2 separate regions of the Homo sapiens genome follow, and region 1 is linked to region 2. The links are chromatin contacts, found by Hi-C or POLR2A ChIA-PET in ENCODE. All regions are on one chromosome and are shown on one strand. The core of a region is the stretch at or near the end of the contact, and the rest is flanking DNA. Distances in the headings are between cores, read along the strand shown.

Region 1 (4,560 bases), core at 1,369-3,868, 61 kb before region 2:
GATCTCATTAAAACGCTCATTCTGACTCAGGAAGTCTGGAGTGGGACCCAGGACTCTGCATTTCTAACAAGCTCCCAGGTGATGCCAATGATGCAGGTCTGTGGATACCCCTTCGAGTAGTGAGGTCTAGGCTGATTGGACCCTTCTCAGCTCTCAGGGCCTTTCTGCAGAGATTTGAGCTGAGCTCCTAACTGGTCAAATCCTTTATGCTTCTTGGTAGGATTCTCAGTGCCTGGGATTTGGCGTTAGGCCGCTTGTGCGCTACTGCAGGCTTTGCAGCCAGCTCACATTGCAACCTTCCTTCTGCAAGCTCTTGCCCCCTCTGAGTTCAATTCACATCCTTAAAGAAGGTATAATCAGTAATACCTAAACAGATCAGAAAATCAAAAAAGAGATACAAATCTTTAAAAAGTTGAAATTATTTTAGTAATGTAAAGTGATGGGTTCCTTCCTTCCTCCTTTTTGATTTGCCTACTTACCATTTCTTGGGCAAGATGGGGTTGAGCCATTGCAAAATATTTTTAAATCCCATGCTCCAAGAAGAACATCAGAATTTCCAAATTTTCTCTCACTGTATTTACCAAAATTGCCAACACCAATCTCTCCCAACACATCTACAGTTCAGAACTCAGTTGGTTATACAGTGATAAGCTCTTTTTGTTTGTGTGTGTGTGGGGCGGGGGGAGGGTGGAGGGGCACAAATAAATAGTGCATGGGAGAGATGGAAATAAATGTGGCAAAGGAAGTGGCAAAGAAGTAGAGGGTATTCATCACCCAGGTACCAAATATTTCCAAGGAAGAGTTGATTCCAATGCCAAAAATCATACAGATCAATATTCAATTTCTTTTTGTTAAAAGATGTGAATTCTAGACCAGATCCCGCTAACAATTCATGTATGATGACGACAGACAAATCATTTAACTTCTATCTGCCTTCACTTTCTCCCCTCTGCAACACAAAAGGGTCAGTCTATCTTGTTTCAATGTCCTGGCCAGCTCTAACAGTCTGGGATTCTAGAATGAACTTGAAGAAGTCAGGCAGCATTAGGTAGTCCTGGAATTCAGTGAGCTAAGATGACTAGAGGTTCTACTCCTACTGCCTCATGTTTACATTTTATTTTCAAATGCTGCCATTTAAACCAGATCATCTGTAACAATGTCCCTGCCACAGCATCCAGAGGTGAGGGCCATTCTCTCCTTATGGTCATTAACCTGCCGTACTTGTAGAGTTTACATATACCTTGCTTAATGAAGATTTTATTTACATCCTGTATTTCTGTTGCCCTGGTGGCAATTTTCTTGCTTATAGAACCACCTAAAAGATACTCCCTTTTAATCATATTCAATTACCCAGTTTTTCCTATGGCAACTCAGTGATTACATAGGTTAAAAATGTCTCTGGTTTTCTTCATAATGTCCTTAGGAAATAAGTCAACATGCTTCCCTTTAAAAAAACTAGTTAAGATTCACTCTCAGAGTGGCCTGTAATTAAAATATAGGTCCAAGACAAAAGTTACGACAATAAAATCCTCATATTTGCTCACAGAATGCATTTGACACACAATAAACCTACAGAGATACTCAACAAGGAAATAAAAATCCTTCTGACCACAACACACTGCAACTAAATAGATGTAGAGCAGTTAAGTGATTTGATTTTTCCGAAACACAACATGCTCCATAGTTCAGGTCTTGACATATGGTATGATTCTGTTTATACAAAATGTCCAGAATAGGCAAATCCATACAGACAGAAAGTAGACTAGTGGTTGACAAAGGATGAGGGAAAGGGGGAATTCAGATGAAAGGGGCTTCATTTAGGGTGATGAAAATGTTCTAGAATTAGATAGCGATGGTGGCTACCCAAATTGTGAATATATAAAAAACCACTGAACTGCACACTGTAAAATGCTTAAAATGAATTTTGTGTTATATGAATGTTATCTTAATAAAAACAAAAGAAAACAAAAAGAGTGCAGGCCTTGGAGTCAGCAGACCTGAATTGGTCCTGCTTGTTCTTCTCGAAACTTCAGTTTTCTCATTATTCTAAAAATGAATTGAGACATTATGCAAAGCACCTAGCAATGTTTCAGACACATAGTAAGACCTCAGTCAATGACCACAATACATTAAGGTTGGGTAGACAACAGTCACACACCCAGGACTTGAACCCGGTTCTCTGACTCCTTGCTTGTGACCTCTGCTAGTTGCTACCAGTTTCTTCCAAGTGGGGGCAGCAGCTTGAGGGAAAATTCCCCAGAGCCAGCCAGGGAAGGGAAAAGGAGGCCCCGAACCTGCCAGCTGGGGGCTTCAGCTACATCCACACACTCACCAAGACTGCATTTCAGGGGCTTCTATGAAACACAGCCTTAGGCCTTCCATTGTGCCTTTGCTTTGTTTTTTTAACACCATTCCTTAGAAAAATTCTTACAAAATGTTCCCCAGTTTCCAGGAGATAAAAGGAGCCTCACATCATATTTATAAGACACCACTTCCCTCACCATGAGAGCCACAGTCTAAGCTAACCTTGTGACCAGCATGTAAAAGTTCTGTTTATAGAACCCAACATGCCCCTGCAGTGCCGTTCGCCTTCAAGGAGCTGCTGGCTGGCGGAAGGGACTCCACCCAGACAATGCCCTGCTTCCAGCGCTCTGCGTCACTAGGAAAATATTGGGGGGTGGGAACCGGGTAAATGCAAGCGTTAGACTCCCAGTTAGAGTCGCTGTCACAGACAGACCACATGGCTTTACAAATGATTACAAATCAGCTTGCTGTCAGCACACACATGTCCAACAGGTTCAACAGGATTTTTGAAGAAAGAAGATAAACAAGCAGCCAAAGGCTCAATCTGGAAGCTCACAGGCCTACTCCAGTCCACAGTTCTGCCCTGCACCCCTGCCCGGAAGTCTTGTTATTTGTGAAAACGGATCCTTCAACTTTCCCATTTTGCTACCATATATCCATAAATGCTGAAAGGGTCTCTCCTGAATTATAAAAATCATGCCATTTTCAGAACTTAAATACAAATGCTGAGGCCAAGAACTTTCAATCCAATGGATGCTTCTCATTAGTGCTTCCTTGCAGCCCCAAACAAGACCAAATTTCCGTATAGAAAGCTGTCAACTTTTCCGTTTGCCCCACACTTCCATGGCCACAGGAGCGATGCTAAGCAGGGACTGGAGAAAGAAAAGGACATGGTCTCGGTAGGCAAGAGCCTGGGCCAAGACTGCTACAAGCGTTTAGGCTGACTCTGGTACCCACAGGGTTAAGACACCTGACAAGAGTGACCTTTATTATTTCCTCCTTTAAAGTAGTAGGCTGTTCCCTGAGACAGAGCTGAGCAGACCAGGCTCCTACAAAGCCCAGAGTGCCCTGGTTCCTCCTTGCAAGGCCAGGCTACCTGGGTCAATAGCCAGCTCTAACTGACTGGCAAGGGGAATGGGGCCAGAATAGAAACGTCCTGATCCTGGTATAGTCACCTGACCACTGTGAGGTTTTGTGCAAGTAACAACTTCTCTAAATCACAGCTCAGCTTTCTTAAAAACAGGGTGGCGTTACGGATCCATTCACTGCACGGATCAAGAAAAATGAAAGATAATGGTGTGAAATGTCAAAGGATGAGTCGCTATATACACAGCAAACAGTGTCCAGGAAGGAATTACTGTGTACCACCCAGAAGTTACAGAGCATAAATCACAGATTTCCTTCTATACAGAGGCCTTGAAGGAGGTGTGGTGACTTTTTGGCCCCCGTCCTCTTAGAGCAATTGTTTCCCAGCCATGCTGTTGGCAAGACTCTCACTCGGTCCCTCCTTTTCTGATGGAGAATAAAATGCCACCCCCTCCCTCAAAAGAGCTGGGACAGACAGAGTGGGAGGGATGGAGTAACCAAGTCTAATCCAAGACCTTCCCCAGGACTGCTCTAGGGCCAGCCCTCATCTGTTTTAAAAAGGAACCATCTTGGGGTGCTGACCAAACAGGCCCCATGAATCACTGTGAGGGTCATTAGTGCTGTTCACCTAATATTTCCAGTTCTTCTCTCCTCCAGGCACATGCAATGTGCTTCCCTGCCCCCTTGAAGTCAGGAGTGGCCATGTGATTAGCTTTGGCCAAGGAAATGCAAGAAGTGGCAGGTGACATGTCCAGGTACAAGCTCCAAGAGCCCATTAATGATCTACCATATCCTCCTCCTACCCCACTGCAGAGATCACCAACACCTGGGTCCCCCGGGGACTCAGGAACAAAGCAACCAACTCCAACCCTGCCATGACTGGATGTGAAGCATGAGCAAGAAATAAGCTTTTCTTCGTTAAGCTACAGAGCTTTGGAGGCTGTTTATTACTGCAACATCATCTAGCCTATCACATCACGTAAAGACCTACTATTATACTTGCAGATCCAGCCCACCTGGCTCACATCCATTAAAAACAAAATCTGGAGTTCATCACAAGCTTCATTCCCAAGGACAAGTGGGGCTGTAACAAGGAAAGAGCCTGGGCTCCCAGAGTCAGATAGACTTGAGTTTAAATCCTGGCTCAGCCGCCCATCAACCATGCAACTC
Region 2 (4,559 bases), core at 1,479-3,978:
AGACTAATGAATTTGAAAGGTCAATAGAAAATATCCAGAATATCTGATGCCCCAAACATACAACATACACACACACACACACACACACACACACACACACACACACGAAAAGAGAGAGAATAGAGCACAAGAGATATGAGGAACACCATCAAAATTTCTAAGATACATGTAATTGGAGTCTGAGAAGAGCTGGGAGAGACCGAATGTGAAAGAAGCAATATTCAAATAAATAATAGCCAAGAATTTTTCAAATCTGATGAACCTATCAAGTCGAGAGCTCATTGAACCCCAAGAAAAATAAATAAAAGAAAAACCACTCTTAGGCACGTCATAGTCAAAATCTAACAATTGACAATAAAGATAAATTATTAAAAGCACCCAGAGGGAAAAGACACATCACTTTCAAGAGAATAACACTAAGAATGATGGCTGGCTTTCCAATGGAGCCAACTGAGGTCAAAAGACGAATAACGTCTTTAAATTCATGAAGCAAAACAATACTTGCCACACTAGAGTTCCTGAAAACTGAGAGTGAATGACAGCTATTCTCAAACAATGCCCACGAAAAGTACTAGAGGATATTCAAAAAATAGTTCTCCAGGCTGAAGGAAACCAGTCCGAGATGGAAACACAGAAGTACAGAAAGGAATGAACAGCACTGGAAAGGGACTACATCTAAATGAAAGATGTGCGAGACCTCTCTAACAAAAATGACGGAACGCTGCTGAGAGATGCTAAGACATAAATAAGTGGGGACAAAGTTCATGTTCACAAATAAGAACACCAATAATATTAAGACGTCAGTTCCACCAAATTTATCTATGCATTTGGTATAATCCCAATCAAAATTCCTAGAGGCTTTTCTTGGTGGAAGCTGACAAGCTGATAAAAGTTTATATGGAAAGGCAAAAGACCTAGAATAGCTAAGATAATCTCGGAGAAGAATAAAGCTACCAGATCTGAAGGCTTACTAAAGTGGCAGTATTTAAACCGTACGATAGTAGTGTAAGGAGAGACAAGTAGACCAAAGTAATGGAAAAGAGTCTAAGTATTACAGAGGATATATAGCCACTGGAACTGGCATGCTGCACTACCAGGAGTGTAAATTGTTTCAATCACTGTGTAAAATCATTTGGGAACATTTAACAGTTAAAAGTACACCTAATTTACAACCCACAAATTATACTCTCAGATATATTCTCAAGAGAAATGAGTGAGTGTGTTTACAAAAAAAAAAAAAAAAAAAGTAATGTTCAGTTTGGCATTACACCTAGCAGCTAAATACCAGAAATGACCACTAAGAGTATACACTATGTTGACTGATTACAACAGAAAACTACATTTCAATACAAAATAGCTACCAGTATATGCAACATTAATGAATCCTGCTGATATAATGTTGAGGAAATGAAGCCGGACACACGAGAATACTTATTATAATACATATTGTAAAATTTTATGTATGTAAAATTCAAGAAAGGCAAAACTACTCTAGGTGATAGAAGTCACGATATGATCACCCCCAGAAGGAAGGGGGACAATTTATGGGGAAGGAACACAGGAAACCCAGGAAACCTGGGTGATGGGAGTGTTCTATATCTTGATCTAGATGGTATTTGCATGGAAGCAAACCTATGTTAAAAATTCAATGAACTGTATAGATGGAATTTGTGTAATTTACTTTATATAAGTTATACCCCAATAAAACAATATAAAAACAGATATTTGTTGAAGACTTATCTGTTTGCTAAGTTATACCCAAAGCCCCTGCCTCTGTGTTCCCAAGACCCTTTATACATATATTTGTTACAGTGTAATCTACATTACACTAGAGATTATTGCTGAGTCACCGCCAGTGAGATTCCATCCCTCTCTGCATAGCCTGTATGCAAGTAGTAAATAAGTGTATGTTAGCTAAATTGGCTTTCTCCTTTTAGATGTTACATTTCCATAATGAAGAGGGATCTGATTGAAGAGAGTCTATTACAAAATATTATCTCTCTGATCTGAGTATGAATATTAATGGATCTTTTTTTCTTCTTCTTCTTCCATGAAAATAACATGATGATTCTCTCAAAAGGATTTGGCTAAAATCCTACAGTAAAGTGGTTAGAAAACTACAAATAGCTGAGGGGAAGAAATAAAAGTAGGAATCAAAGCTAGAAACGGCGGCATCTTGGCTCACACATCCCTGAATCCAGGTGCAAGTTGTGTGTGATAAACTTGGAATGAGGTACTTCCCTACCTACTCCTGTGAAGATGATTAGAAACACAAACACACAACTTCCAATTTTCTTAGGCAAAATAACAATCCATTTTAGAAACAGAAATCCAACCCAGTGAGGGAAATTATACATTGTTCTTTCCCATACAAAATCTCTACCTGCTTTGCTGTTTTCCAGTATGGTCTCCGTCCCTAAGGGAGAGGGTTCTTACATTCTCTCCTAATCACTTAAGTGACACCGCAAAGATAAAACTCTAAAACCTTTGCCAGCAAGTAATCAGATTCCAAACCTAAGAGGGAGGGAAGAGGAGTAGGAAAACGTGGCAATTAAACAGTCATGGAGCTGTAATAGGAACCTGAAGTCTAAAAGTCTTGGTTCATTTTCTCATCATCTCTTGATTTGGCAGCTTCTTTTGTTGTTGTTTTTAAGAGACAATGACTCATTCTGTCACCCAGGCTGGAGTACAGTGGCACAATCATAGCTCACTGCAGCCTCCACCTCCTGGTCTCAAGTGACTTCTGCCTCAGCTTCCTGAGTAGCTGGGGCTACAGGCATGTGCCACCTCGCCTGGCTAATTTTTTAATTTTTCTAGAGACAGGGTCTCACTACATTGCCCAGGCTGGTCTCAAACTCTTGGCCTCAAGAAACCCTCCCTCCACAGCCTCCCAAAGTGCCGGGGTTACAGGTGTGAGGGACCACACCTAGACAGGCATTAGCTTTTCATTGGTCTCTCTTCCTCTAATCTTACCTCTTTCCAAAAGCCACAAAAGGAATAAACTTTCACAAACACAATGGTATTCACATCTGTTTAAAATCCAACAATGGTAACCCATCCCCTTCCCAGCCCGAAATGGAAACTTCTTACATAACTTCCAACTTCCAATGTCCTTGCTACCAGGCTCTTCCTCAGCCCATCCTGGCTCTGTGTTCCCACTACACTAAATTCCCTCTAACATGGCAACCCATGCCTCTTTATATTTGTCTGTGCTAGTCACTTAACTTAGAACACCCCAGCTTCCCTTCTTCTCACAAATAATTCTATGATCTCTTGGGGCACCATTAGTGTCACTGTCCCTAGAAGGGCTACCCTGACTTACCCAGTTCAGGCTGTTCACCCCTAGTCTGTGACCCACAAGGACAATCTCAACATCAAGGCCAAAGACTGCGCTCACTCTAAGAACAAACAGGTATAATTTACGAGTTAAACACATGCCTAACTCACAACTCAGCAATTTTACTTCTAGGTATATTCTCAAGAGAAATGAGTGAATGTGTTTACTCCCCTCCCCAAACAAGTACAATAATGTTCACAGTAGCTTTATTCCTAATAGCCCCAAACCAGAAATGTACACCAAGAATACACACTATGTTATACAGATACAATGGAAAATTACATTTCGATACCAAAAAAAACTACGAGTACATGCAACACTAATGAATCTTGATGATATAATGTTGAGGAAATGCAGCTACACACACAAGAATACATATTGTGAAAATTTATATAAAAGTCAAGAAAGGCAAAACGACTCTAGGTGATAGAAGTCAGGATATGATTACCTCCAGAAGAATGGGGTGTAACTGATGGGGGAAGAAACCCAGGAAACCTGGGTGATGGGAGTGTTCTGCATCTTGATCTGGTTGAGATTTGCATGGATGCAAAACTATGTTAAAAATTCAATGAACTGTACAGATACAATTTGTGTAATTTACTTTATATAAGTTATACCCCAATAAAACAATATAAAAAGGATATTTGTTGAAGACTCATCTGTTAGCTAAGTTATACCCAAAGCCCCTGTGTTCAAGACCCTTTATATTGCTCTGTAACAGCCGGTGAGATTCCAACCCGCACTCCCTGCATAGCCTGTATGCAGGTATACAAAAAAACAAGAATCGTGTTGATAATTTGGACTTCAGAGTTTTAGCAAACAAATACTGGACTGACTTTAAGAACTATGTAGAGCTCCTCAAGGCTATGTATATGCAAGGACTATGGTGTAATACGCAAGGACTATGGTGTAAAGATTCCCCAGTGGGAATTGCGTATGTGTGTGTACGGCATTGTTCTATTTGAGGCCACAGCAGCAGTCATGGGTTAGCTGAGTGCTGGGGGAATAACAAGTAGTAAAGATGGTAGGTTGACGCCTAAAATTATCCCCTGTATGTACGCTTCCCAAGTTAGAAAGAAGCTACAGACAAGTTTCCTGTTACCTGCCTCCAGGTGTCTTCCTCTTTCCTTCCCATGCAGAACTCCCCTGGGAGGGGAAAGGAAGATGGACAAGCAAGAAATGAGTTCCACACAAGGCGGTGGAAGATTGAGGAACGAGTGTT

What was found. Hi-C counts contacts between places; a loop is a spot of excess contacts on that map. ChIA-PET counts read pairs that join two places held with the same protein, here RNA polymerase II (POLR2A).
Region 1: a loop to region 2 is called in a map of PC-9, with 2.2 times the contacts of the local background. The contact joins two enhancer-like sites. A Hi-C loop is called at or near these places in 4 of 168 maps with a recorded cell type or tissue (DLD1, PC-9, endothelial cell of umbilical vein and 1 more). POLR2A ChIA-PET finds 5 or more read pairs at or near these places in 4 of 52 experiments (A673, GM10248, PC-9 and 1 more).

What each region holds. Positions count from the first base shown.
Region 1 is chr15:57,504,314-57,508,873 of GRCh38, reverse strand. All of the region lies in intron 8 of CGNL1 (cingulin like 1), which reads right to left. Among named protein-coding and RNA genes, the nearest start is that of GCOM1, 85 kb to the left of the region's middle. Within about 2 kb of position 2,618, at least 19 of the 41 ENCODE cell types and tissues checked have a DNase peak (open chromatin) inside an H3K27ac peak, as active enhancers do.
Region 2 is chr15:57,443,353-57,447,911 of GRCh38, reverse strand. The region is part of intron 4 of CGNL1 (cingulin like 1); the gene reads right to left. Among named protein-coding and RNA genes, the nearest start is that of CGNL1, 69 kb to the right of the region's middle. Within about 2 kb of position 2,728, at least 2 of the 41 ENCODE cell types and tissues checked have a DNase peak (open chromatin) inside an H3K27ac peak, as active enhancers do.